Linked DNA regions of Homo sapiens: region 1 is linked to region 2. Evidence: chromatin contacts called from ENCODE Hi-C or POLR2A ChIA-PET data. All regions are on one chromosome and are shown on one strand. The core of a region is the stretch at or near the end of the contact, and the rest is flanking DNA. Distances in the headings are between cores, read along the strand shown.

Region 1 (7,259 bases), core at 503-3,002, 240 kb after region 2:
CGGGAGGCGGAGGTTGCAGTGAGCTGAGATTGCGCCACTACACTCCAGCCTGGGCGACAGAGCAAGACTCTGTCAGAAAGAAAGAAAGAAAAGAAAGAAAGAGAGAGAGAGAGAGAGAAAGAAAGAAAGAGAGAGAGAGGGAGAAAGAAAAGAAAGAAAGAAAGAAAGAAGGAAAGAAAGAAAGAAAGAAAAGAAAGAAAGGAAAGAAAAGCAAGAAAGAAAGAAAGAGAGAAAGAAAAAGAAAGAAAGAGAAAGAAAGAAAGAAAGGGAAAGAAATTTAAGTACATTTACACATGTTCACAGCAGCACTATTCACAACAGCCAAAAGGTAGAAACAGCCTAAATGTCTATCAATAAATAAACGGATAAACGAATTATGGTACATTCATACGATTAAATATTATACAGCCATAAAATGGATAAACCTTGAAAATATTATGCTAAGTGAAAGAAACCAGACATAAAACATCACATATTATATGATTCCATTTATATGATATATCCAGAATGTGTAACTTCATAGAAATAAAACACAGATTGGTGGTTGCCAGGGGTTGGGGTGGAGGAGTGAACAGGGAGCAACTGCTTAATGGGTAAAGGGTTTTCTTTTGGGTAATGAAAATGTTTTGGGGCCAGGCACGGTGGCTCATGCCTGTAATCCCAGCATTTAGGGAGGCCAAGGCAGGAGGATCACTTGCGTCCAGGAGTTCAAGACCACCCTGGGCAACTTAGTGAGATCTTGTCTCTACAAAAAATTTAAAAATTAGCCTGTTGTAGTGGCATATGCCTATAGTCCCAGTTACTTGGGAGGCTGAGGTGGGAAGATCCCTTGAGCCCAGGAGGTCGAGGCTGCAGTGAGCCATGATCCCACCACTGCATTCCAACCTGGGCAACAGAGCAAGACCCTTTCTCAAGAACAAAAACAAAACAGAAAAGGTTTTGGAACTGGATGGGGGGTTGGTTGCACAACATTGTGAATTTATTAAATGCCACTGAATTGTTCACTTTAAAATGGTTTATTTTATTTTACTTTATTTTATTTTTGAGACAGTCTTGCTCTGTCGCCCAGGCTGGAGTGCAGTGGCGTGATCCCAGCTCACTGCAACCTCCACTCTGGGTTCAACCAATTCTCCTGCCTCAGCCTCCCAAGCAGCTGGGATTACAAGCATGCCACCACGCCCGGCTAATTTTGTATTATTTTAGTAGAGACGGGGTTTCACCACGTTGGCCGGGTTGGTCTCGAATTCCTGACCTCAAATGATCCACCCAACTCGGCCTCCCAAAGTGCTGGGATTACAGGCATGAGCCACCGCACCCAGCCTAAAATGGTTAATTTTATATTATGTGAATTTCATCTCAACAAAAAAGAAAAAAAGAAACTAACCAATCAACCAACACACCACCCTGCCCAAGGAGAAAGGAAAATGGCCTGCAAGAGGAACCGGACCGGGAGAAAACCACCTGGGGCTGAGTAGCCGGGAGCAGTGTTGTGACCCGAAGCGGAGGGGAGACCACCAGGACCAAGAACCATCATGGGCCTCATATTCTGCTCTTAAATCAACTCTGTGAGATTGGTATTTACCACCCATTTGGGAAATGTGAAGCTAGCAAGGGCTTGGAGGGGCTCTAAATGTCAGGTTTGTTAACTGAGGGGTTAAGTATCCAGCCCAAGGCTATGCAGCTGGTCTGTGTCAGGACCAAGATCGAGGGCCAGGACTGCCGGGCTCCTCCACAGCACTGGAGACGACATCTGCACTCCACCTCCTGCCTCCCTGGACATGCTTTCTTCTCACAGAATCTCTTCTCTCTTTTTCTTTTCTTTTTTTTTTAGGCGACAGAATCTCGCTCTGTCGCCCAGGCTGGAGTGCAGTGGCATGATCTTGGCTCACTGCAACCTCCACCTCCAGGTTCAAGCGATTCTCCTGCCTCAGCTTCCCGAGTAACTAAGATTATAGGCGTGCACCACCATGCCCAGCTAATTTATGTATTTTTAGTAGAGACGGGGTTTCACCATGTTAGCCAGGCTGGTCTTGAACTCCTGACCTCAAGTGATATGCCCTCCTTGGCCTCCCAAAGTGCTGGGATTACAGGCCTGAGCCACCATGCCCAGACAACCTTTATCTTCTCTCTCTTCAAAACTTGGCTCCTAACTTTCCCCTCCCTCCACCCACCCCCCAACTCTGCTCCCAGAATCTTCCGGGATTGGCCTCCTTACCTCGTTCCCTTGAGCACCCTGGTGGGGCCAGGTTCTTGGAGGAGCACTGCTTGCCCCCTGTGGTTTGTGCGAGGAGTCTGACTGGCTTCCTGTCTCCCAAGGCCCTGCGTTCTGAAAACCTTCTTTCGGGAGCTGCCTCCTTTGGAAGGTTGTAGAAACCAGGCAGGTCTTGCACTCTCCCTGCCAACTGTCTTGGATGATGGGGTCCCTGCCCTGACACAGGGTCCCTCGCATTCCTGGGGCCTGCTATGGTGATGTACAAGCCAGGAGGTTTTGCTTGAGCCAGAGAAGAGAGAGGAATTCAGGGATGCTGGGCCATGGGGGAGATTGGGAGGTAAGGGGGGTGAAAGGGAGGGGCACCTCCTCAAATCTAAATGTTCTTATGCTTGATTTCCCCCAAACTCTGGCTCTAAACCTGAACCATGGAACCAAGTAAACATTGGAGTAGAATTTTGAAATCCTCAAAGGAAGAGAACCTTTGCCAAGACCTCCCCTTTCCAGCCTCTTTGAGAATAAATTGTGGCACATCCCAGGGTCTCTGACTCAGCACATCCCAGGATCTCTGACTCAGCACATCCCAGGATCTCTTGACTCAGCACTATGGCTTCCCCAGTTCTCCTGCTCCCGTCCCCGAAACGCCCAGTGTCCCCAGGGCCTCAGAATTGGTCTTGGTGGAAAATCTCCGGAAATCTTGAGTCTGGACAAGAGTCCTGTTTCCACTGTGATGTGGTGGTAGATTGGGTGTGGGAATGCATTTTAGGGAGGAGATGGTTCTGACCAGGGTCCTCGGAGCTGCCAGCTCACCCTGGGACTGGGAGGGCAGGCTAGACGCCTCGAGGCCTCCAAAGCAAGAGGTTCTGAATTGGAAGGAGCATTGTGGTGAGATGGCCTGGCGGGGGGTGCCTGGCAGAGGCACTGGGCAGAGAGGGCTGAATGGAGGCAGCTGGGCAGAGGGTCTGGATGGAGGAGCTGAGTCAAGGGGGCTGAGCCAGAGGGGAGGTCCGCAGCCAGGAGGGTTACTGAGGAACGATGGAGGAAGGTGATGGGGCACTGGGGTTTGTGTAGGGGGAGGCAAAAGGCATGGCAGCCCACCCGCCAGCCCTCAGTCCCTTGATATGGCCCCAGAGCAGAGGGTCCCAGAGCCTGGTTGCTGTTGGCCAAACCCAGCTGTGATACCAGATGAACAGAGGAAGTGTTCCTGTTGAAACCCAAGAAAACTCTGTGAGACAGACCAAATCAAACTTGCTGAAACAGCCCCTTCCCGCCACTCTCCTCTTATCTTGCCCACCCTCTGCCGCCAACCCATCATCTAGATGAGACTTCCTTAGGCCACAGTGATGCTGAGCTGTCAGAGGCATGGGAGAAACAGGTGACTCTGGACACCTGTGCCGGACTCCCAGCCAGGGCCACCCATTCTCCAGGTTGGGGGTGGGCAGATAGTGGGAAAGGGCGTTTGCGGTCTGGCTGCTGGGGGTATCACCAGCATTCTCAGGTGAACACCACCCAGAACAAGGCCTAACAGGACGAGGGCAGGGTAGAGTTTGGGTATGGAGCCACCTGAGTCTCGGGCGTGTGCAGACACCCTGGTGTGTGTAAGCACTGACATTCTCTCATGTGTGTGGGAATCCAAGTTAGCAGAGTTGGGGTCCTTAGAGGCTCCTGTGTCCAGTGACTCACACCAGGGACAATCACACCAGGCAGAACTCTTCCCTTCTACAACCCTGTTTTTGGAGACTAGGATGTCGAAAACCCTACTTCCTTTGTTCATTCAAAGGAGTGCTTGTCATGGACCAGGCACAGTCCCGGCTCTCCTGTGCTTACATTCCAGGGGGAAGATAGGCAACAGACACCAATACATGGATCATTCTTTTCTATTTTTTTGAGGCTGGGTCTTGCTCTGTCACCCAGGCTGGAGTGCTGTGGCGCGACCATGGCTCACTGCAGCCTCCAACACCTGGGCTCACGCGATCCTACAGCCTCAGCATCCCAAGTAGCTAAGACTACAGGCGTGCACCACCATACCTAGCTAACTTTTTAAAAATGGATTTTTTGTGGAGATGGGGGTGTCACTGTGTTGCCCAGGCTGGTCTTAAACTCCTGGCCTCAAGCAATCCTCCCACCTCAGCATCCCGAAGTGCTGGGATTACAGGCGTGAGCCACTGTGACTGGCTGATACACATAATTTGATGCAGGAGGTGATAAGTAATACGGAGAAAAATAGGCCAGGTGCAGTGGCTCACGCCTGTAATCCCAGCACTTTGGGAGGTCAAGGTGGGTGGATCACGAGGTCAGGAGATCAAGACCATCCTGGCTAACACGGTGAAACCCCATCTCTACTAAAAATACAAAATAGCCGGGCGTGGTGGCAGGCGCCTGTAGTCCCAGCTACTTGGGAGGCTGAGGCAGGAGAATGGTGTGAACCTGGGAGGCGGAGCTTGCGGTGAACCGAGATCGTGCCACTGCACTACAGCCTGGGCGACAGAGCAAGACTCCGTCTCAAAAAAAAAAAGAAAAGAAAAGAAAAAAAAATAAAGTCTATTCCCTGTGCCCCAGTCACAGCCCTGCAGCTGCTGGAAAACCACCACATTGGCGGGGTGTGGTGGCTCACGTCTGTAATCCTAGCACTTTGGGAGGCCGAAGCGGGTGGATTGCCTGAGCTCAGGAGTTCAAGACCAGCCTGGGCAACACAGTGAAAGCCCGTCTCTACTGAAATACAAAAAATTAGCCGGGCTTGGTAGCATGTGCCTGTAGTCCCAGCTATTCAGGAGGCTGAAGCACGAGAATTGCTAGAACCCGGGAGGCAGAGGTTGCAGTGAGCTAAGATCATGCCATCACACTCCAGCCTAGGCCACAGAGCAAGACTTTGTCTCTAAAAAAAAAAAAAGAAAAAGAAAAAACAAAGAAAAGAAAAGAAAGAAAGAAAACAACCACATCTAGAACCTTCTCTGTACCAGGCTAAATACCCCAAACGCCTTCTACCATTCCTCCAGGGACAAGAGTGCAAGCCTCTTCACCACCCCAGCTGCCCTCCCCTGGACTCTGCTTGTGTCTGGGAAACCACTTGAAAGGGGAGCACAAGCCCCTCAATGGTAGTCAGGCCCAAGAAATAGCCCGCAGGACCCCCAGAGCCCCAGCCCCAGTCCCCAGGTTTCCATCATGCAGCTGGCTTTCCCACCTCCAGCCTTGGCAGCCACTTTATGCGCCTGACTCATCCTAGCCCACAAGAAGTGGGGATCCCCAAATCTTTTCCTCGTGAGCTGCTGCTAAACCACATCTCTCCCAACTCATTCTAAACTTAAATGCCAGGATTTATATTTATCCCAGTAGTTTCATCTGTTCCGAGGCAGATGTCATTCCAGCCTGCCCATGAGGCCTTCGGGTTCCTGACCTGACATCTGCACTCTCCAGATAAGTTATCCCTTAAAGCCTGGTCCTCCTGTCTTTAGGCAGAGCCGGGGACAAGCCCTATGGCTGTCAGAGGGACCTCCTTCCAGGTGGCCTTGCTCCTGTGTGGACCCTCGATGTGTAGCTGCAGAGGGGATCACAAAGCCCCTGAGATGGTGGAAGCCTCATGTTCTGACAATCGAGCGGGTCACCAATTATAAAATTGGTTTGAAATCTTATAGATCGGAAGTTCCTGGCCAGGCATGGTGGCTCCCGCCTGTAATCCCAGCACTTTGGGAGGCTGAGGCGGGTAGATCACCTGAGGTCAGGATTCTGAGACCAGCCTGGCCAACATGGTGAAACCCCATCTCTACTAAAAATACAAAAATTAGCTGGGCGTGGTGGCGCATGCCTGTAATCCCAGCTACTTGGGAGGCTGAGGCAGGAGAAACACTTGAACCTCGGAGCCAGAGGCTTCAGTAAACCGAGAGATTACACCACTCATTCCAGCCTGGGCAACTGAGCAACACTCCGTCTAAAAAAAAAAAAAAAAAAAAGTTCCCACACCTACATGACCATCAGAATCACATTTTTAAATCTCTGCAACTTCGCCAGGAACACATGGGGAACTTGAAACAACAACAACAACAACAAATTCCCAAAATCCATTGCCCCAGTGTTTCTGAACCAGTCCATCCAGGGTGGAGCCTGAGAATTTGTGGTGTTTTTTAAGCTCTGGCGTTATTGAATCCATACTGGCTCTTAATGAACCCCACTGTCCTTTCTGAACACCCACGAACAATTGCTTCCAGAAATCTAAGTCTCCATGGCTCTTTTCTGAAAGGTCCTCTTTGTGCAGACTGGGACATAATCCTTCTGACCTGTGTGTCTGGTCCTGAGCAGGTTATCAGTTATTCAACCAATGGCCCAATAAAGCTGTGGGGTCAGGGATGAACTGCCAGGTGTCTCCTTAATCAGGGGCCTCTCCTACTCTGTCCTTCCACTCCACCATCTCACCATGGCAGTCCTGCTCCTTGCTCTGCAGGATCAAGAAGACAGGGCAGATTGGGAAGGGAGTGATGCCATGTCCCCTGAAGTTCCACCTCAAACTAGGAGCCCAAACTAGGGTGAGGTAAGGAGGCACCTACCTGGGGTACAACATCTAAGATGGCACCAAAACTCAGGAATCAAGATAGAGAATACTTCAATGCAATATTTTAAAAAATCAAAATGAATACAAAAAAATAATATTTTGATGAACAGAATATCAAAAGTTTATTATGTTTTTTATAGAGGCAAGTTCTCGTTATGTTGCCCAGGCTGGTCTCCAACTCCTGGCCTCAAGGGATCCTCCCACCTCGAGCCTCCCAAAGTGCTGGGATTACAGGCGTGAGCCACCGTGCCCGGCCCAAAGTTTTAAAGAAATACAGGTTTAGTCATGGTTCCAAACCATTTCAGAGCCTGAGATACAAGGAAAAAAACAGTAACAGAAACAATGCAGAGAGCAGAGGGGAAAAAAATCTCAAAATTGTTCTAATATCCTCAGAGAGAGAAGATATTACATCCACAAAAAAAGAACAGGATGCTTTTTTGTTAAAGAAAAATAAATCTGAAAATAAAAAAGAGCTCTTAGAAATTAACAATACGATAGTAGAGAAAA
Region 2 (6,899 bases), core at 3,230-5,729:
GAGGACCCCCTTGCTGTCTGTGCCTCTTCCTCAACCCCCGTAGACCTCTCTCTCTCTCTCACTCATTCTCTCTCACTCGCTCTCTCACTCTCACTCTCTCTCTCTCTCTCTCTGTCTCGCTCTCGCTCTCTCCTCACTCTCTCTCTCACTGTTGCTGCTCTCCTGCCTGGAGCTGAAGATGAGGTTGCCATGGAAACCTGAAGCGTAGTGAGCCGGGAGAGGGAAAGGCAGAGTCGTCTCGCCAGGGCTGGGGGCTGGGGACTGGGGACTGTGGGCTGTGGGGAGGGGACAGGGTTGACCCAGCAAGAGGAATATAGCCCAAGCTGTCTGCCTGCCTTCCTCTGCCTGGGGTTGGGCTTAGTGGGCAGGGGAAGGAGCTTGGAGGCTCTGGAGTGCCTCTTTAATCTAGTTAATCTGATGCAGGATTAAAATCCTCCCTCACTCCTGCCAAATTAAGCTGAGCTCACATCTGGGCTGGCTCACCCCCACTTCCCTTCTGATGGGATTAGCACTCCAGCTGTCGGGGGCTGAGACTAGGGGGAAGGGTGCTTCTGAAGAGGATGAAGTACCTGCCAACCCCACCCAAGGTGCCTGCTGCATGTTGGAGGGGCTCCCGAGACCGTCTGGTGGGTGTAGGGTGAGCAGAGGGACACAGTGTGGGGTGCAGGGGGTGTGTGGACATGGCCTCAATGCAGCTGCTGCCTGGGTGTCTTGGAGGCGCCCATCGGTGCAGAGGGCACATCTATATATTCATCGTGTGTGAGGCACAGTGCAGTGTGTGTAGGAACTTCAGACTGTGGAATGGGTGGGGCACGTCAGGTGCACCTGTCTGGCGGTCTTTGGGCACTGGAGCTGGCCTCTGTTTTATTTATTTATTTAATAAAAACAGGCTCTCGCTCTGTAGCTCAGGCTGGTCTCAAACTCCTGGCTCAAGAAATCTGCCCTCCTTGGCCTCCCAAACTGCTGGGATTACAGGCGTGAGCCACTGCACCCAGCCTGGCCTGTTTTAACCCTGTGCATTCTGGCCAATGAGAAACCCCAGGGTTTTGCAGACCGGGTCTGGAGGATGTGTTTGCCCTGCTTGCCTCTAGCCCTCCCCATCAAATGCTAACCAGCCTCATCTTCTCAGAATTGAGTCTTCGAGTGCTGGGCCAGAGCTGCCCGGAGGTCTCCTCTCCCCCACCCTGCTTTTGCCACATGTGCCTCTACTTCCATGTGCTTGCCTCACCACAGCCCCTGCCCATACAGTCTGCAGAATGGCTCTGATGTTGGGAGGAGGGTCGTCTCGTCTCTGAAGCGCTCCCTCTTAGGGCCTCAGGGCCTGCCAGCCCTGCTAGAGATCTTCCCTTTCTGGTCTCTAGGAACAGACTCGTGGTTGATCATCCCTTGGCCTGGAATTGTACAGGAACTTTGAAGGGAGCTCCTCAGCTGTGGGTGGCCCTGGCTGCACGGGGACGACCCCAGACTTGGCCACGTATTCATCACAGGCCACGTCTGTTGCCAGCTGCGGACACCTGTGTTTGCCTTTCCTCATCTTCCCTTCCTCTGCTGGAGGAACTGCGAGTCTGGGCTGACCTGGGTGGCCAGGACCCAGGTGAGGGCTGGGGGACGGGCACCGCTAGGATCATCTGGATCCGGGACAGTGAAACTGGCCCAAGGGAAAAAGGATTTGCCAAGGTCACCCAGTAAGTCAGTGGCAGGGCCAGAGCCCTGCACTGGGCCCTGTCAAGTTATGCTCCTTTGATTGAGGTCTCCAAATCCTGAGCCCTGCCCTTCACAAGTGGTGGCCTCAGGGGAAGTCGCCTGTTTACAGGTAGCTCTGATGCACGGCCATGTGGGCGGCAGGAGAACATGCCGAGCAGAGGGGCAGCTCGTTCTTAGCTCTCGAGTGTGTCAGTTTTGGGTGGAACGTGCCTAGGAAGAGGTCCCAGGAGGCCATCTATGGCTTACCTGGGTGCAGCCTGTGAGTCAGGGATCTGCAGGGGTCATAGCTGTGGTGGGCTGTGGTCACCCAGGGCTAAAAATGGCCTGACGGGCTCCGGCTTGGAGAAGCCACCCACCAGTCCCTGAAGTAATTGGGGCCCATGCAGACCCCCAGACATTTCTCATAGCAGCACATACACACAAACCACATGGCTCAGAGCTGCCTGTCTCTCCTGCAGCTGGTTTGCTAGGGGACCTTGTGATGAGAGAGGGATGGAGAAGGGCTGAGTTCTAGTCCTGCACCAGCTTCAATTCCTGGCGTGACTTTTTTTTTTTTTTGAGATAGAGTCTTGCTCTCGCCCAGACTAGAGTACAGTGGCGGATCTTGGCTCACTGCAAGCTCCACCTCCCAGGTTCAAGTGATTCTCCTGCCTCAGCCTCCTGAGTAGCTGGGATTACAGCTATGCGCCACGGTGCCCGGCTAATTTTTGTATTTTTAATAGAAACAGGATTTCGCCATGTTAGCCAGGCTGGTCTCGAACTCCTGGCCTCAAGTGATCCACCTGCTTTGGCCTCCCAAAGTGTTGGGATTATAGGCGTGAGCCACCATGCCCAGCCTGACATTTGTTTATTCAACAAATATTTACTGAGCATCGCCTACTATTCTAGGAACTTGAGATAAATCAATGAACAAAAGAGACCCCAAAATCCCTCCCTTCATAGAGAAGTAGTGGAGAGAGAAGACAATACATTGATGTGATAAATAAGTTAATTATGAAGACTGCTAAGGGAGAAGTGCCTGGTGCCAGCACACCGTTTCCTCCTCTGAAATGAGGGAGTTGGACCAGAGTCTTCTGGAGGTCTCTGCAGGCTCTGAGGGTTGCCGTGGCTTCGGCTGCCTCCAAGCCAGGCCCTCTTCCTGGGGACCAGGCTGTGCTGGGCCTGGAAATTGGCGGCTAAGTTCAGCATGAACTGAAGAAATCGTCTGGGCGCAAATCTGGATCCCTGTGTGTCTTGGCCATGTTGTTTAACCTCTCTGGCCTCAGTTCTCCCATCTGTCAAAGGGGTACGCTGAATACCAGTCACACAGGTGGCTGTGAGAATTCGGTGAACTAGGGCACATAAGCCCTTAGCACAGGGAGAACATTCACTGTTTGTTTTTTTTTGTTTTGTTTTGTTTTTTCTTTTTGAGACGTAGTCTGGCTCTGTCACATAGGCTGGAGTGCAATGGCAGGATCTTGGCTCAGTGCAACCTCTGCCTCCTGAGTTCAAGCGATTCTCCTGCCTCAGCCTCCTGAGTAGCTGGGACTATAGGCGCACGCCATCACACCCGGCTAATTTTTGTATTTTTAGTGGAGACCGGGGTTTCAGCATATTGACCAGGCTAGTCTTGAACTCCTGACCTCGTGATCTGCCCGCCTCGGCCTCCCAAAGTGCTGGGATTACAGGCATGAGCCACTGCGCCCGGCCTAATTCACTGTTGTTACTATAGATTGAGCAGCCCTAATCCAAAAATCCAGAGTCTGAAGAGCTCCAAGATGCAAAGCTTTGAGTGCCGACGTGATGCCACAAGGGAAAATTCCACACCTGGCCTCATGTGATAGGTCATAGGTCAAAAAGCAGTCAATAATTTTGTTTCATGCATAAAATTATTTAAAATATTGTATAAAATTACCTTCAGGCCATGTGTATGAGGTATATAGGAAATGGTCCCATCCCCAAGATGTCTCAGTATGGATATTCAAATATTCTAAAATCTGAGAAAAAATCCAAAATCTGAAACACGTCTGGTCCTGAGCATTTCCAATAAGGGATACTCAACCTGTATTTTACCTGTCACCCTCAGGTGACCTCCTTTTTTGTCCTCAAGCTGGCCTTCCCACCTACCCTCCAGTTAGGTTGGACCTTGTTAACCGTTTGAAATACCACTTTAACCGTGTGTTTTCTCTCTCACCACTTCCTCCAGGAAGTCCCCCTGGATATGTGTGTCCCTTTGTTTTTCTGTCTCCCCCTTGCTCTCCTCTGCATGGTCGGTCTCCACTTCTGGTCTTAGCTGAAAGCTTAGTCCTGACTCACCTGTGCCCATCTTCCCCCAGCCGGGCCCAGTTGCCTCGACCTCCATGTGTGGTAGGCACAAGGCATGGATTATCCCCAAACAAGGGTAACCTTCAACCCTCAGAGAGTGGCCCAGTGGCCATCCTTTCGCTCAGGACAGTTCTCCTTGGCTGGCCCATCACTGATGCCTGCTGCGTCTTCCCAGGTCAGCCAGTCCCAGCTGAGTCTGAGAAACGCTTGTCTCCCCTCGGCCTTGGTGGTGGACACTGAAGTCCTCCTGTGGGGCCGGGCCAGGGCGTGCCCAAGCATAGGACGAAGTTCCCAGGAGGGCATGCTCTGTGAGAAGCCCAGAGGCTCCTGCCCCTCCCCCAGAGTCACCCCCACTCTGTTTTTTCTGTCCTGCAGACACTACCCCAAGCAGTCCTTCACCATGGTGGCGGACACCCCGGAAAACCTTCGCCTCAAGCAACAGAGTGAGCTCCAGAGTCAGGTGAGGGGCTGGGCGGTGCTGGGGCCTGGCAGGGAGGGATGCTGGGGAGGGAAGTTGTAAGGTCGGCATTTGGCAAGAGTACCTTCCCCTGCGGTTACTCTGCAAGGCCAAGGTGCTGAAATCCTAGCATTGCCTTTAATCTTGACCCCACCCCTGACTTTATCAAAGGAGCAGGGTAGAGCGTTCTCCCACTTCCTACCTAGAGGGGGTTGGAGAGGTGTGGGTGTCTATTTGAGCCCGCTCTGGGGCTCCCTAAAGCCTACCTCCTCCAGGAAGCCACTCTCCCCTCCCTCTTCCCCATTCACACTCACCCACAAAGGAGGGGTTTGGGGAGGACCAGGGAATTTGCCCCTCCAGGTCATGCCAGTCTGAGGCTGGGCAACCAACCCTCTATAGCCGCGTCCCAAACCTCCACCCACTGAAGGGCAAGGTGTGAAGGGGGCCCTGCCATGGGGGCACAGGATAGGGGGCTGTTCCGCCTCTGTCTCCTTTGGCTTGACTTTCCAGAACACTGCTGAGTGGGAGGTATGTGCCCCTGTAGGAGGGGAGGACGGGTTCCAGGCCTAGGGAGAACTTGGTCTTTAGGGGACACGGAGGAATAAGCAAAGGGTCTGGAGTCCTGAGAACAGAACAGCTGACCCACCCTGCCTGGGGGTGCGAGGGCTCCTGGGACAAACCTGGCCAGTGATGAGGTGGGGTGGGGTGGGGCGGGGCTTCAGCCGATGAAGGATTAGGCGCGAGAATACATGTAGGGGAATTTACCACGTGGGCAGCGCGCCCAGGACCCACTCAGGATCGGGAGAAGACTGCAGAGGTTCCACCCGGGCCACAGAGGGGATCTCTCCCAGTTCCTCCAGAGGGGACTCCTGCTGCCTGATCTTGATGTGACTGCCCGGGTCCATCAGGGAGAACCGACCCTGCCTTTTGTCAGGCTTTCCATGCACCCTCTCTCAGCATCCTCCCAGCAGCCCTGTGAGGAAGGTGCTATCTTCCCCATTGTTACAGATGAGGCGACTGAGGCCCAGCGACTTTGAGGGACTAGCTGAGGTCCTGCGGGTAGGAGAGGCAATAATAATATTCACAGCTGACGATGGAGGGCTCAGTGCTCCCGGCGTGTGAGCTCGTTTAATCCTCACCCAGCCCTGTGCAGCTGTAGCATCACTTCACTTCAGAGAAGAGGAAATAGACACTGGCAGCTTTGAATGTAGGTTTGTCTAACCCAGGGACTATCCACTCCCCAAGAAACAGTCTCTACCTTAATAATAAACATGATAGTTCCTTATGCTGTTGAGAAGTTTTGTAGTTTAGGGCTGGGAGCCATGGCTCACGCCTGTAATCCCTGTGCTCTGGGAGGCCAAGGTAAGAGGATCACTTGAGCCCAGGAGTTCGAGACCAGCTGGGGCAACATAGCAATACCTGGTCCCTAAAAAAAAAAACGAGCAGAGATGGTGGTGTGCACCTGTGGTCGTAGCTACTTGGGAGTTTGAGGCGGGAGTATCACTTGAGCTGAGGAGTTGGAGGCTGCAGTGAGCCATGATCGCACCACTACACTCCAGCCTGGGTGATGGGGTGAGACCCTGTCTCTAAAAAAAGGAAAAGCAAGAAATTGTGTAGTTCAGCAAGTGCCTTTAGTTAGTTCCCCTGTTTATCCTTGACTGGGTTCTGGGAGAAGGTAAAAGACCCAGCGTCTCTGTCTTACAGATAGGGGAACCGAGTGAGTGAATGCGGATCCAGGATTTGGGCCCTGGTCTTGTCACTCCCAAGTCTGGGGCCCTTGATGCTGCACAGCCCTGGTAGGGCCTGAGGCTCACAGAGGAAGAGAGCAGCAGCTCACACCTGCCACCCACCCACCTGCGGCACAGAAGCTGAAGTTACTAGGAAGCAGGGAACACCACAGCCTGCCTGGCCATATTTTACAGATTCTAGCCAGGCCCTGACTCCTGCCTTCAATTCCCTGCCCTGTGGAAGGGCCATGGGGGCCAGAGGTGGAGGGGCTCAGAAGGACCTCGGAGAAGAGGTGCTGGGAGCAGATAGCAGGTCTTTGGAGACACACACACACACACACACACACACACACACACACACACCCTTCTCAGGGGAGAAATTCAAACCCCTCAGCCTTTGTCAGTTCCACAAAAGCGTGGCTGCAGCTCTTTTTGCCCCGGCACCCTATCCCCGAGGGGTGGGGTTTGAGGAGGAAGCACCTCCACGTTGTTCCCCCTGCCCAGGATGGGCAGCAAGTGGGCAGGGCATGCTGTTGGCAGGGGCTGCTTCTGCCCCCCACAGGGGAAGCCAGCACCACGCTCTGGGTTTGGGGGCTCCTGTCCCTGGCCTGTGCCCCCTGCTTCCCAGGGTCATAGCCTGCTGGGTTCCCGGGGGGGCCTCTTGGGAGATGAAAATGGCGGTCACTCTTCATTAGGGCCTCACTGAG

The links. Hi-C counts contacts between places; a loop is a spot of excess contacts on that map. ChIA-PET counts read pairs that join two places held with the same protein, here RNA polymerase II (POLR2A). Pooled maps may share reads with other maps.
Region 1: a pooled map shows a loop between it and region 2 (2.8-fold over the local background). The contact joins two enhancer-like sites. A Hi-C loop is called at or near these places in 1 of 168 maps with a recorded cell type or tissue (GM12878) and 2 of 50 pooled maps. POLR2A ChIA-PET finds 5 or more read pairs at or near these places in 3 of 52 experiments (A549, SK-N-SH and WTC11).

What each region holds. Positions count from the first base shown.
Region 1 is chr17:39,129,541-39,136,799 of GRCh38, forward strand. The region is part of intron 2 of PLXDC1 (plexin domain containing 1); the gene reads right to left. Among named protein-coding and RNA genes, the nearest start is that of PLXDC1, 18 kb to the right of the region's middle. Within about 2 kb of position 1,753, at least 3 of the 41 ENCODE cell types and tissues checked have a DNase peak (open chromatin) inside an H3K27ac peak, as active enhancers do.
Region 2 is chr17:38,886,037-38,892,935 of GRCh38, forward strand. It overlaps LASP1 (LIM and SH3 protein 1), which reads left to right. Exons shown (of 7, transcript NM_006148.4): 3 at 4,384-4,468. Among named protein-coding and RNA genes, the nearest start is that of LASP1, 19 kb to the left of the region's middle. RefSeq lists an enhancer at 6,864-6,899. Within about 2 kb of position 4,480, at least 5 of the 41 ENCODE cell types and tissues checked have a DNase peak (open chromatin) inside an H3K27ac peak, as active enhancers do.